Linked DNA regions of Mus musculus: region 2 is linked to region 1. Evidence: chromatin loops called from intact Hi-C (ENCODE). Cell type or tissue: left cerebral cortex. All regions are shown on one strand. Each heading gives the region's core, and the rest is flanking DNA. Links, peaks and the distances in the headings are about the cores only. Region 1 has its middle 490 kb from the start of Nova1. Region 2 holds the start of Nova1 (NOVA alternative splicing regulator 1).

Region 1 (5,381 bases), core at 186-5,185:
CAGTCCTCTGCTATATGTGTGTTGGTGGCCTCATAACAGCTGATGCACACTGTCTGTTTGGTGGTCCAGTGTTTGAGAGATCTCAGGGGTCCAGATTAATTGAGACTGCTGGTCCTCATACAGGATCACCCTCCTCCTCAGCTTCTATCAGTCTCTCCCTAATTCAACAACAGGGGTCAGCTATATTTGTCGATTGGTTGGGTGCAAGTATCTGCTTCTGACTCTTTCAGCTGCTTGTTAGGTCTTCTGAAGTGTGGTTGTTCTAGGTCCCTTTTTGTGTGTGCTCCATAGGGTCAGTATGTCTACACATATATGATGCAAACATCATCACTCTTGCAGACCTATCAGAATCATCTCATTGCAGACTTGAGATTATAAAATGGCACAGTAAGAAGAACATTTACTCTGAGAAAAGAATCATAATCAATGTGATTTAGTACCACTTGTTTGTGCTTAAAGAAACTTCATAGCTGTCTAGCAAGAATACTTGCACTAACTCCTATTATATTCCTACAGTCATTATCCTAACTGTCTGTCACTAAGGCCATTTAATATGATGTGGTGGTGGTGCTGGGATGGTTTGGGACCCATAGACACTCTCAGTACTGTAGAATGCACACCCAACAATCATTGTGAATTCCAAACGCTATAAGCATTAAACAACTTAAGGACTATTAGAAACTACAACTAATTTCTGACTATTTATACAAGTGATCCTGACTTTTAAAAATATCAAATGCAGAAACAAATGAACTAAAATACTGACTGCTAAATTATTTCAGCATAGTGCTCTTGCTTTCTTAGGCTTCTCTCTTAGGTGGTGTATTGGCTAGTTTTGTGTCAACTTGACACAGCTGGAGTTATCACAGAGAAAGGAGCTTCAGTTGAGGAAATGCCTCCATGAGATACAACTGTCAGGCATTTTCTCAATTAGTGATCAAGGGGGAAAGGCCCCTTGTGGGTGGGACCATCTCTGGGCTGGTAGTCTTGGTTCTATAAGAGAGCAGGCTGAGCAAGCCAGAGGAGGCAAGCCAGGAAAGAACATGCCTCCATGGCCTCTGCATCGGCTCCTGCTTTCTGACCTGCTTGAGTTCCAGTCCTGACTTCCTTGGTGATGAACAGCAGTATGGAAGTGTAAGCCGAATAAACCCTTTCCTCCCCAACTTGCTTCTTGGTCATGATGTTTGTGCAGGAATAGAAACCCTGACTAAGACAGGTGGCCCGAATTTGAAATGCTGCAGTCATTGAACTGTTCACAATATCATGTTTTAATGTTTATTCTCCATTTAATCTTCTCCAATCTTCTTGAGTATTTGGGGTAGGGATCATTTTACAGAAACATTTGAATTATCTGGCATCACTTTTGAACAACCAAAATAAGAAACAAAAGTTCTTTAAAAAAAAAAAGCAAAACAAAACAAAACAAAGCAGTGGTCTGATTTTCTGAGCATTCAGTGTGGCTGATTGTATGGCACTACTCTGCATTAGCTCTTTAGTTTTCATTAAAACATTATATTGAGTAAGTGAAAATCTCTGCTGTTAATTTAAAATGGTAATGAGGAGCTTAAAATAAAAAGCAGTGCAAAGAGGAATATAAAGGACACTCATGTCAACTTCAATAAAAGACATCTTTATCCTTGCTTGGGCTTTGATGTTACTCTTCTTACAAAGCATAGTAACATTGAAATCCTTATATAATTAAAGAAGACCATTAAAAGAAGTGGATTGACTTTGGAGATGAATTGGCACATGGGTACTTGTTATCAAACTTAAAATATCAGAAGATAAATCTATAAGATACATAATTCTTTCCCCAAAGAGTAGATTTCTGAGTTTTTTCCAAGTGTTGTATTAAGTTGTAAAGAAATAGCTTTGATCAGGAGTATAAAATTCTCAGATGATTTCTTATAGTAATATACTTTTGCTAAATAACAGATGTTTCATTTCATATTGGAATATGGTAACTATAACATAATAAAGCCTAATATAAATATGCTTATCTAAGACTCCACAAGAGGAAGTCAACATATCTAAATATTTCCGAAAGACAGGATAACTGACTACATACACTGTTTGTAAAGGGAATGCAGAATCTTTTTCACACTATGGACAGGAGGTTTTAGGAAATAAGTATTTAATATAAGTCTGTAAAAGGAAGTAACTTTTATCTTATTTGTAAGTTTCATCTGGAAAAATCACTTCAATTGATAAAAGCAATCAAGGGCATGGCGTTGAGGCATACGAGGTGGATCCAAAGCCACAAGAGGGCAGTAGATGGTGTTAAACTAATGAAAGAACTGATGCCTGTGGGCTCACTGGGAGGGAAGGCTTATTGATGAAGAAGGTGTGGTTTACAGGGTGAATATGGGGGTGGGGGGAGGCTAAACAAAAGACAGGGAGAGGAAATAGTGAATAGAGCAAAAGAAGACAGGGAAAGAGAATGGGAAGGAATCCTGGATGGAGAAGAAGGAAAAGAAGGAGTGAGAAGGACAAGATAAATGAAAAGATGCAGAGTTCAGTGATGTGTGTGTGTGTGTGTGTGTGTGTGTGTGTGTGTGTGTGTCTGTGGGGGCTGGTGTGCAAGGCAGCATTGTAAGTGTATGTGAACCCTTGTAGTTCTGTTTCTGTGTGTTTGTCAATGCTAAATTGTCCTTATGCTTAGTGTTAAACATAGTATTTCCTAGTTATGTCAAATATATCAGTAAAATTTCTAAAGACTGGTAATCCTCCTCTTCACAAAAGAATTTTTATCTTAAGTTTGTTTTTTTTTCCACATATTATTTCTCTTCTCCTAAGTAACTGGGCCACCATCAAAGCCTTGTGCTTTGTCTTTATAGGCCTAATCTAGAGTCAGAAAGTTCATATTTCTAAATTTTGTTAAATCTTTTCCATAATTTTCAAGCATTTCTTGTCAAAGGTTTTGCTTTTCTGCTGTGTCAGGGAAACCATGGAGGACAAAGTGTTTGTATATTTGCCCAAAGATCCTTCCAGAAAGCTAAAGAATATTTACTCTTCTGTGTCCTCCTATAATGATTCCAATGGTAAATCACCATATTTCTTTTCTCTTCTTTATTTTTAAATTCAATAACACTGAATTGAGTTAAGATCAGAGTTTTATTTAAACAGGTATTTAGCAGTGCATCAGCGAAAAGGAGATTATCTTCAGAGGAAGGACCTTTAATTTCTTAACATATCATAAAACAACCTCATTCCCAACTTGTTAAAAACAGTATTTGGAAGAAACTGAAGACATATGATTAGTGTGCAAGTGTAGAATTGGAGTTGTGGGTCAAGCTTTCTGTCTCCTTTCCCAATTGCACCAAACACAAAATATTGCATTGTAACTGTAATGTGGAATAGTAAATATCTGCCAGGTCTCAGTGATAAAGACTGAAGTGTGCAAAAAAGTAGAAAGAAACGTTGTCCTAGTTACATTTGCCCATCTACAATGACAATAATAATGATATGGAATGACATTCATTTTGAATATATTCAATGAAAACTGCTTCCTGGACCCATCATTTATAAAACTAGATTGGTGTTTCTGACAAGTATGTTTTCTCTATTGTTTGCACCGGTTTCCTAGCAAGTATTTTCTGTGTGAACAAGAAAGCAATCAAAAGTTGGACCTCAAGTGGTAGAAAAGATTTCATAAAGAAACTATATAATACATGAAGCTATAGATAGCTCATAGATCACTCGAAGGTGAATGCAACTCTTTGTTCCCGGCAGAACACTTGGTAACTTAGAAGGACGTAATGAACACGTATTATACACCAGGTATTCTTCCTAAGTGCTCTGGATGCATGGCTCATTTCAGTCTTAAAGCAACCCTATAATTTGGCTTTATTGTTACCATATCAATTTTAGAGTTGAAGAAAATAATATGGGGAAAGTCGAGTCATTCTTCTGAGACCATACAACAAGAATAAGCAGTCTTACCAGAAAAATAACCTTTTTATAAATGCTGATATTCTAGCTGGTATCCTAGCCGGGGAAGCACCAAGAAAACACAGAAGCAATTCGCTGGTAGCAAATTAGACCCATACATTTTTTTTTTTAATGCAGCAGAGGCTAGGAAGCTAGGCAAAACCGAGAATGTACTAGGAGAGAAAGAATATGAGTGGTTGTAGGACCAGAAGAGAACTGTGGCTACACAGGAGGGTTGCGCTTACATGTATCCCATTAAAGGTTGAGACATTTCTTCAAAAGCTGCTGTGCTAATTTCTGAATGTGTGCTTGATATTTAGTGTTATTTTAATAGTCAATATTTATTTATACTCTTGTTATGTTTATAGGCTAAAATCATTAACATCATGGAATGAAAATCAGTCTAAAAATCAAAATAATTCGAGTCAAGAGAAAGGTTCTCATTCTATGGAGGTGGATCAAGGTATCCCATTCCTCTTTGCTTTTCTAAATAACCCCATATTCACAATGTAATATATCTTATGTTACTCCTCTAAGTTTTACTCCATCCTCTTACTGTAAGCTCCACCCTAAGAGACATTGAGAAGTTGTCATCACACAGTGACTCTTTAAGATGGTTGTTCTAGACAATTGTTTCCATCATTCAGTTTCTAGCCCATTTAGTTGATACAGTGTTGATGATTTCTTCATAGTGGCAATAATGTTGTTTTCCTTTGGCCTTTAGGTGAATAAGGTCACCTTGTTCCAAACTATCATAACCCCAAATTTCATAGTCAACATTTGCTTGTGCTTTAAAGTGGTATTCCTCATTTAGAGAATGAAGTGGTATTCCTCATTTAGAGAATGAATCTAAACTAGTAGTTATGCATGCAATAAATGGCTGTGTGTGTGTGTGTGTGTGTGTGTGTGACACACAGAGAGAGAAGAGAGAGAGAGAGAGAGAGAGAGAGAGAGCAAGAGAGGCACAGGCAGCCTCTGCTCTGCTTACTTACTGCTCTTATCTTGTACTTTAGACTGTTATCAATCTGTGCTGTTAATCACATAATAACCTATTTCCTATCTTTCAATCTTTCTCAACTCTAATCTGTCTTCCAGAAAGCTATCAAAGAAATCTCCCTAAGTATGACTCTGATCACATTGCTTCTCTCCTCTAAAACCTTCCATGGTGACCATATATTACCAAACTTGATGTGAACATGTGGCACTGTGATTAGGGTTGTCTGGAGTATGGCACAAAGAGCGCATGTACAACAGAAGCAAAATGGAAGGCTAGAAATCTTGAGCTACACTGGAAATAATTGCGTTCCCATTTTCTTCTTCCTCTACTGCATGTACTCATGAACAACACGAATTCCAACACTGGCTATTAAGACAATAGACCATGTCTTTAATCAGTTGGCTACATGCCCTTCTTCTGCCTAATGTGTTCTTCTTGAAAAATGTCTGACTCA
Region 2 (5,381 bases), core at 52-5,051, 490 kb after region 1:
TCCATGGCCTCTGTATCATCTCCTGCATCCAAGTTCCTGCCCTGTTTGAGTTCCTGTGCTGACTTTCCTCATGAAGAAAGGAGAAATGAAAGTGCAAGCAGATAAACCCTGTCCTCCCCAAAGTTGCTTTGGTTATGGTGTCTCACCACAGCAAAAGAAACCCCATGACAAGCATATAAAACTTAGATGGACCATTTTCACAAGTCAATGACAAATACTTTACAAGCTACTTCAGAAATCTTTTTAAGAAATCTAATTCTAGGCTTTCCTTCCAGTTCAATGCTCCACTCTACCAAATGTCCTGGAATGATTTAAGATATCTAGAGCTCTCTTTGCTTATCATTTGTCCTTTTCAGTGCTTCCAGGCAATCTAATGCCAAATAACAGATCTCCCGAACTTCCACTTAAAAATGTCCTCACATATTCTATACACAACATGGGACACTTTGATTACACACTACCTAGGACCTGACTTTTGTTATCTTGACTATCACATATTTACTCAAAACACTGTTTTTCTTTACTTTAGCTCCATAATTTTATCCAGGTTTGTGTATAAATCCTCTAATTTGGTCATGGAAGCATATTATGGTTTCTTTCTACGTTACATATCAAATCAGAATTTGGGAGTTTGGGTATAAACTATTATTAACGTATGTTAACTTACCTGCTTTCTCTTTCAGCCTTCAGCCCACCTTTATTTAGCTATTTTTCAGTTGAGACAAATGAGTCTTTCACACTTGGGAAGAACCCTGAGCCTAACCCTAATCATTGTTGTCTTCCTCCTTAATAGTCATCCGCCGTTCACCGCTGCAGAAAGCAACCAAAATCCCCATGCTTCCTAGACAGGGAGTCAGGAAAAGGTTTAGATTCTTTTCCATTCCTTCTTTCAATCTATCTGATCGATTTTTCTCCCTCTCTTTGAACCAGATGCAGCACATTCTTTGTTAGAAGCCCACATAATCACACTGGAGTCCCTTTATTGTTAGCTTAGCCATCTTTTAAGTGATGTTCTCCGGTAGGGAGTATAAAGAACGTTTTCATTCTAGAAACCTGGTGAATACGTGCCCGCCTTTGTATGTCTAAGAACATTTACCGTAAATATGACGTCTATGGATCGCGTGAGTCTAGAGAGTCCAACAAGTTGCAATCCTTGTTTTAAGCAGAAAAGAACCTGTCTCTAAATTTCTGCAGTCGGCGTTCAGAATGACATAGTGCCCAGTCTGAAAGATTCGGGGATTGAATTAGTAGTTTACTGGTTATTATTTTTAGGTGAGTTTGGATAAATAGTCTCTTCAAAATGATACAGCGTCGCAAGATGGGACAGTACTACTATAGACTGTACCGAATGCAATGGATAGTATGTAAAGTGGTAAACATTTAATGACTGACATAAGGGCTTTTTCCATGACACACTGTCAGAACAGCTTGATTGGGTTTGAAATCAGTTTTTCAGACTTTGGCTTTTCCACTAACCCGGATTCCTAGCATCAGGACTTAAAATACTAACTTGATGCATGACCTTGAACAAAATACCCTGAGTCACTTTCCTTATCTACAGAAGGACTGGACTAGATAACCTCTAGGGTCTTTTATAATGCTAGCTTAGCCACACTTCCCGCATCCCCCTCCCGCCCCCTCCAGTGTGGAAGGGCTGAGGATCAGGATCCTGAAACCGCCCGAAGCTATGTAAGTCGTGGGTGCCCAGATGCCTTCATCTGTGTTTCGTGCAGTGTGTGAAGCTGCGTACACCCTCAGCTGTTGCCTCTTCAGTTTGCCTCCCGGGTCCCTGTGGAGACCACATATCGCTTTATTTATTTATATCCTGGCTTGCTCCCGAAAGCACATAAGGCGCCAAGACACAGTAAGTCCCCGACAGTGTCACACGGTGCGAGAAAGAAATCCTCTGATGACATCTCCTTTAGAAAACCGCCTCCCAGAGATGCTAATGAATGCCTTTTGCCGAACTCTCCGGGTCCCAGCTGGGTTTCTGGTCTCCTGCCTGAGCCGTCCACCCCTCCCCGCGGTCACTCAGACGCCCTTCCCGGACTAGCCCAAACTGTCACCACCAAGTCCCAGCTGGACCAGGATCCCGCCCGGCTCCCTCGCTCGGCTGTCATTGGCTGCTGCTGCCGTCACTCCCCGCACGGCTCCGCCTCCCCGCCTAGCGCGTTTTGTGGACCCCTGGGTTTCCGCGGCAAGCCGCTGACGTTTGCCTGAGCGGCGTTGCCTGGGCCCCGCGACCTTTCACCCCGCCTCCCCGCGGGAGCGCCCCGGCCCGCTCCGCGCCCCCGCCAAGCCCGCGCGCCCCCGCCAAGCCCGCGCGCGCCCGCCGCCCCGCAGGCGGAGACTCCGGCGCGGAGGCCGGCCCCGCGCGGCGCGTGTGGGAGTCGCGGCCCCTCGCGGCCCCCGCCCGCCGCCCCCCACGCGCGGGAGACACGATGAGCGCGGGCGGGCGGCAGCGGCGCGGAGCAGCGCAGGCGGCACACGCGCCCAGGCAGCGGCGGCGGCGGCAGCAGCGGGAGCGAGCGCCGCGTTAGCCGGGTCCGCCGCTCCGGCCGCCCGCGGCCGCTCCTCCTCCCGCTCATTCACTCGCCCTCCTCCCGGCCGCCCGCGCCTCCTCCGCTCATTCACTCCCGCTCTGCCCGCCGCTTTCTTCTCCTTCTTCACCCTCCGGCTCCCACACCCCCTCCATTCCCGCTCCTAGCCGACACTGCACTGCAGCTGCTCCGCGCCCTGCCCCCTCCCCAGTGAGCACATCAGCCACACTGCTCGCCGCCTCAGACTGCTATTGATCCGATTAAAGAAAAAAAAAAAAAAAAAAAGAAAAAAAAAAAAAAAACCTTAGCAACCCCAAACGAGAAAAAAAAAAAAAAAAGCCAAAACAAAAGGGAGCCGCTTCTCCCGGTGCAGCGGCAGGAACTGCAAGCATGATGGCGGCAGCTCCCATTCAGCAGAACGGGACCCATACGGGGGTTCCCATAGATCTGGACCCGCCGGACTCGCGGAAAAGGCCGCTTGAAGCGCCCCCTGAAGCCGGCAGCACCAAGAGGACCAACACGGGCGGTGGGTATCGCTTCCGCCTCCCGCCCCGTCCCCGCCGCCCTCCCGCGCCGTGGCCGCTGCCGCCGGCCGTCCCGCGCCCCCTCCCCTGCACCTGCCCCGGCCCCGTCTCATCAAGATGGCGACCCGGGGTTCTGAGCCGACCCGCTCGCCCCAGCCGGTGCTGGCCCCGGCGACAGGGTCCGCTCCCAGGGCCGCCCCCCGCGAGAGGTGATGGCCGCCTGAAGATGCGCGCTGCATTTAACAGTCTGATCAAATAAATAAATAAATGGCACTTGGGTAGCGGCTTGCAGATGCTGGGGGCACCGGAGACTTTTGCCTCTGTTCATCCCCTTGCTCTGGGCCACAAGTAGTATGCAAAATCTTGATGAGTGCATGCCCTGAGCGCACTTACATGGTCGGTACAAATATCGCATTGATTTGTCTTCAAGGGTATGCATACGAGGGGGGTGTCTGGTACGGTGACTTGTTAGTTAACATCCTGCGCTTCCTCGGAAGATGAGTTATAACGGGACCGCTATCGCTTCTTCATTTGCACTGGAGTCATCTTAACAATGCATCCAATGCATCGAAGCAGAGGTGAATTTATCTCCAGCATATACATTAGAAATGGATGGGGGTCTTGTGAGTGGCACATCGCAAAAAATTCGGAATACTCGTTCCCAGTAAAGAGCTGGATTTACCGCGAAGTTTCCTATTTAAGACGTGATCAGGTTGACGGAAACTAAAGTTTATGGAGTTGGCTTTATTTTCTGAAACATTTCATTTTTCTTTTTTTTTTTTCACGGCTCATCGAACCTCCCCCCGCCCCCGTCTCCGTTTTATGGTTCTTTTGGAGATGGAGCGTTATCTATTTGGTGACTTTGGAGTGTATTTAGAATAAATAACTCGTAAGCTTTTTAGTATTGGCAAGATTCTTCTTAAGGTCTTTTAATTAATGAGCTTAGCCGAGATCATAGTAGACTTAGAAGTGCCGCGGAAATACATCGGGATTACTTAGATTCTCAGTCCACCACATTGACGCTTTTTTTCCCCTTGGCAGTTTCTCACGGCTTGGAATACTCCCTACAGTTTGGGTGGACTATTTTGCAGGAAGATGGTTGTTTTGTATACTTAAAGTCGGATATAGCCAGTGATTAATTGCAGTCTTTTATGTTTGCTATGACAGACAAATTTAGCGGATCACTACTTACAGTGTTGGATTTTTTTTCATCTTCAGTATGTTAAGTGAAGGTTTGTCATGTTCTAAATCTCTGAAGTTTTGTTAAAGGGTCAGTTTCTTTCATTTTGCCATGGTAACCACAGAATTGGAAGACTTTCATGTTTGGAGTAACAACTGGAATTTACTCCCCAGTCTCTATCGTACTGCAAATTGTTAGAACGTGTGAATCCCGAAAACTGGGGAAGATTTTGTAAATGCTTGTTTTTCAGTGTAATTGGTGGTTTTCATTCCTTAAGCATTTTAAAGTGCTGTTTTCTGCAATTCTACGTCCATTGGTTTAGTTGATGTTTTCTCTCTGGAGGGTGGGTTGGGGATTCAAAGTTTAAAATGATCATGTTAATCAAATGTATTTCTTTACATTTTTCAGAAGACGGCCAGTACTTTCTAAAGGTTCTCATACCTAGTTATGCTGCTGGATCTATAATTGGGAAGGGAGGACAGACAATTGTTCAGTTGCAAAAAGAAACTGGAGCCACTATCAAGCTGTCTAAATCCAAAGATTTTTATCCAGGTAGGTGAAATGGTAAAGAAATTGTTTGACTAATTTCCCAAGGAAAAACACCAAATATCTACATGTGCTGTGTGTTGTCTTAAAAAAAATTTTTTTAAATGATGAAGATCTGAGTGTTACATTAGCATACATTGTGGAATTTCTTTAAGCGTATTTCCATTGTTGTTCATGTTTTTCCCTCCCATTAATTGATATACTGTGTATGTGATTTAGACTAATGGTGAGATAATTCTCTGCATGCTTTGGAATGCTAATTGCTAGCACAAAAACTTAAAAATTAGAGCTAGAACCCTGGACAGTTGGCATAAGGAAATGTGGTTCCTCTGAAGTTTGCAGACATCATTGTCATGACAATTAGTTTAGTGTGAATTCAGAGGAGGGGGCTGGGTGGTTTCTTAAAGAATGGACCATTTACTTCTGCATCCATTATGTACCTCTTTCTGCTTGGTTGCTTTGTTTGTTGGCCTTGGATGAAGTAAAGAGGACAAGTGCGGTCTCTTCAGATATTTAAAATACTTTAGTAATCTAATTGGGATAAGAAATTTACTACGCCGACATGCAAGATGTGGACTAGTGTTTTAGAAT

Evidence for each region. Hi-C counts contacts between places; a loop is a spot of excess contacts. Peaks named below come from ENCODE experiments on the same cell type or tissue, not always from the same donor. Only the 100,000 strongest peaks of a DNase experiment are listed, where the experiment ranks them.
Region 2: it touches region 1 in a loop (19-fold over the local background); 3 of 42 quality-filtered maps call a loop at or near these places.

Annotation. Positions count from the first base shown.
Region 1 is chr12:47,310,524-47,315,904 of GRCm38, reverse strand. No RefSeq gene overlaps it. Among named protein-coding and RNA genes, the nearest start is that of Nova1, 490 kb to the right of the region's middle. In left cerebral cortex, for the core only: a CTCF peak has its summit at 2,244 (motif pointing right); a DNase peak (open chromatin) is centred at 2,282.
Region 2 is chr12:46,816,301-46,821,681 of GRCm38, reverse strand. Nova1 (NOVA alternative splicing regulator 1) reads left to right here and starts at 2,915. Exons shown (of 5, transcript NM_021361.2): 1 at 2,915-3,066; 2 at 4,653-4,796. The coding sequence starts at 2,931. In left cerebral cortex, for the core only: a CTCF peak has its summit at 2,971; DNase peaks (open chromatin) are centred at 2,655, 2,950, 3,330, 4,221 and 1 more place; H3K4me3 peaks cover 3,539 bases; H3K27ac peaks cover 2,133 bases.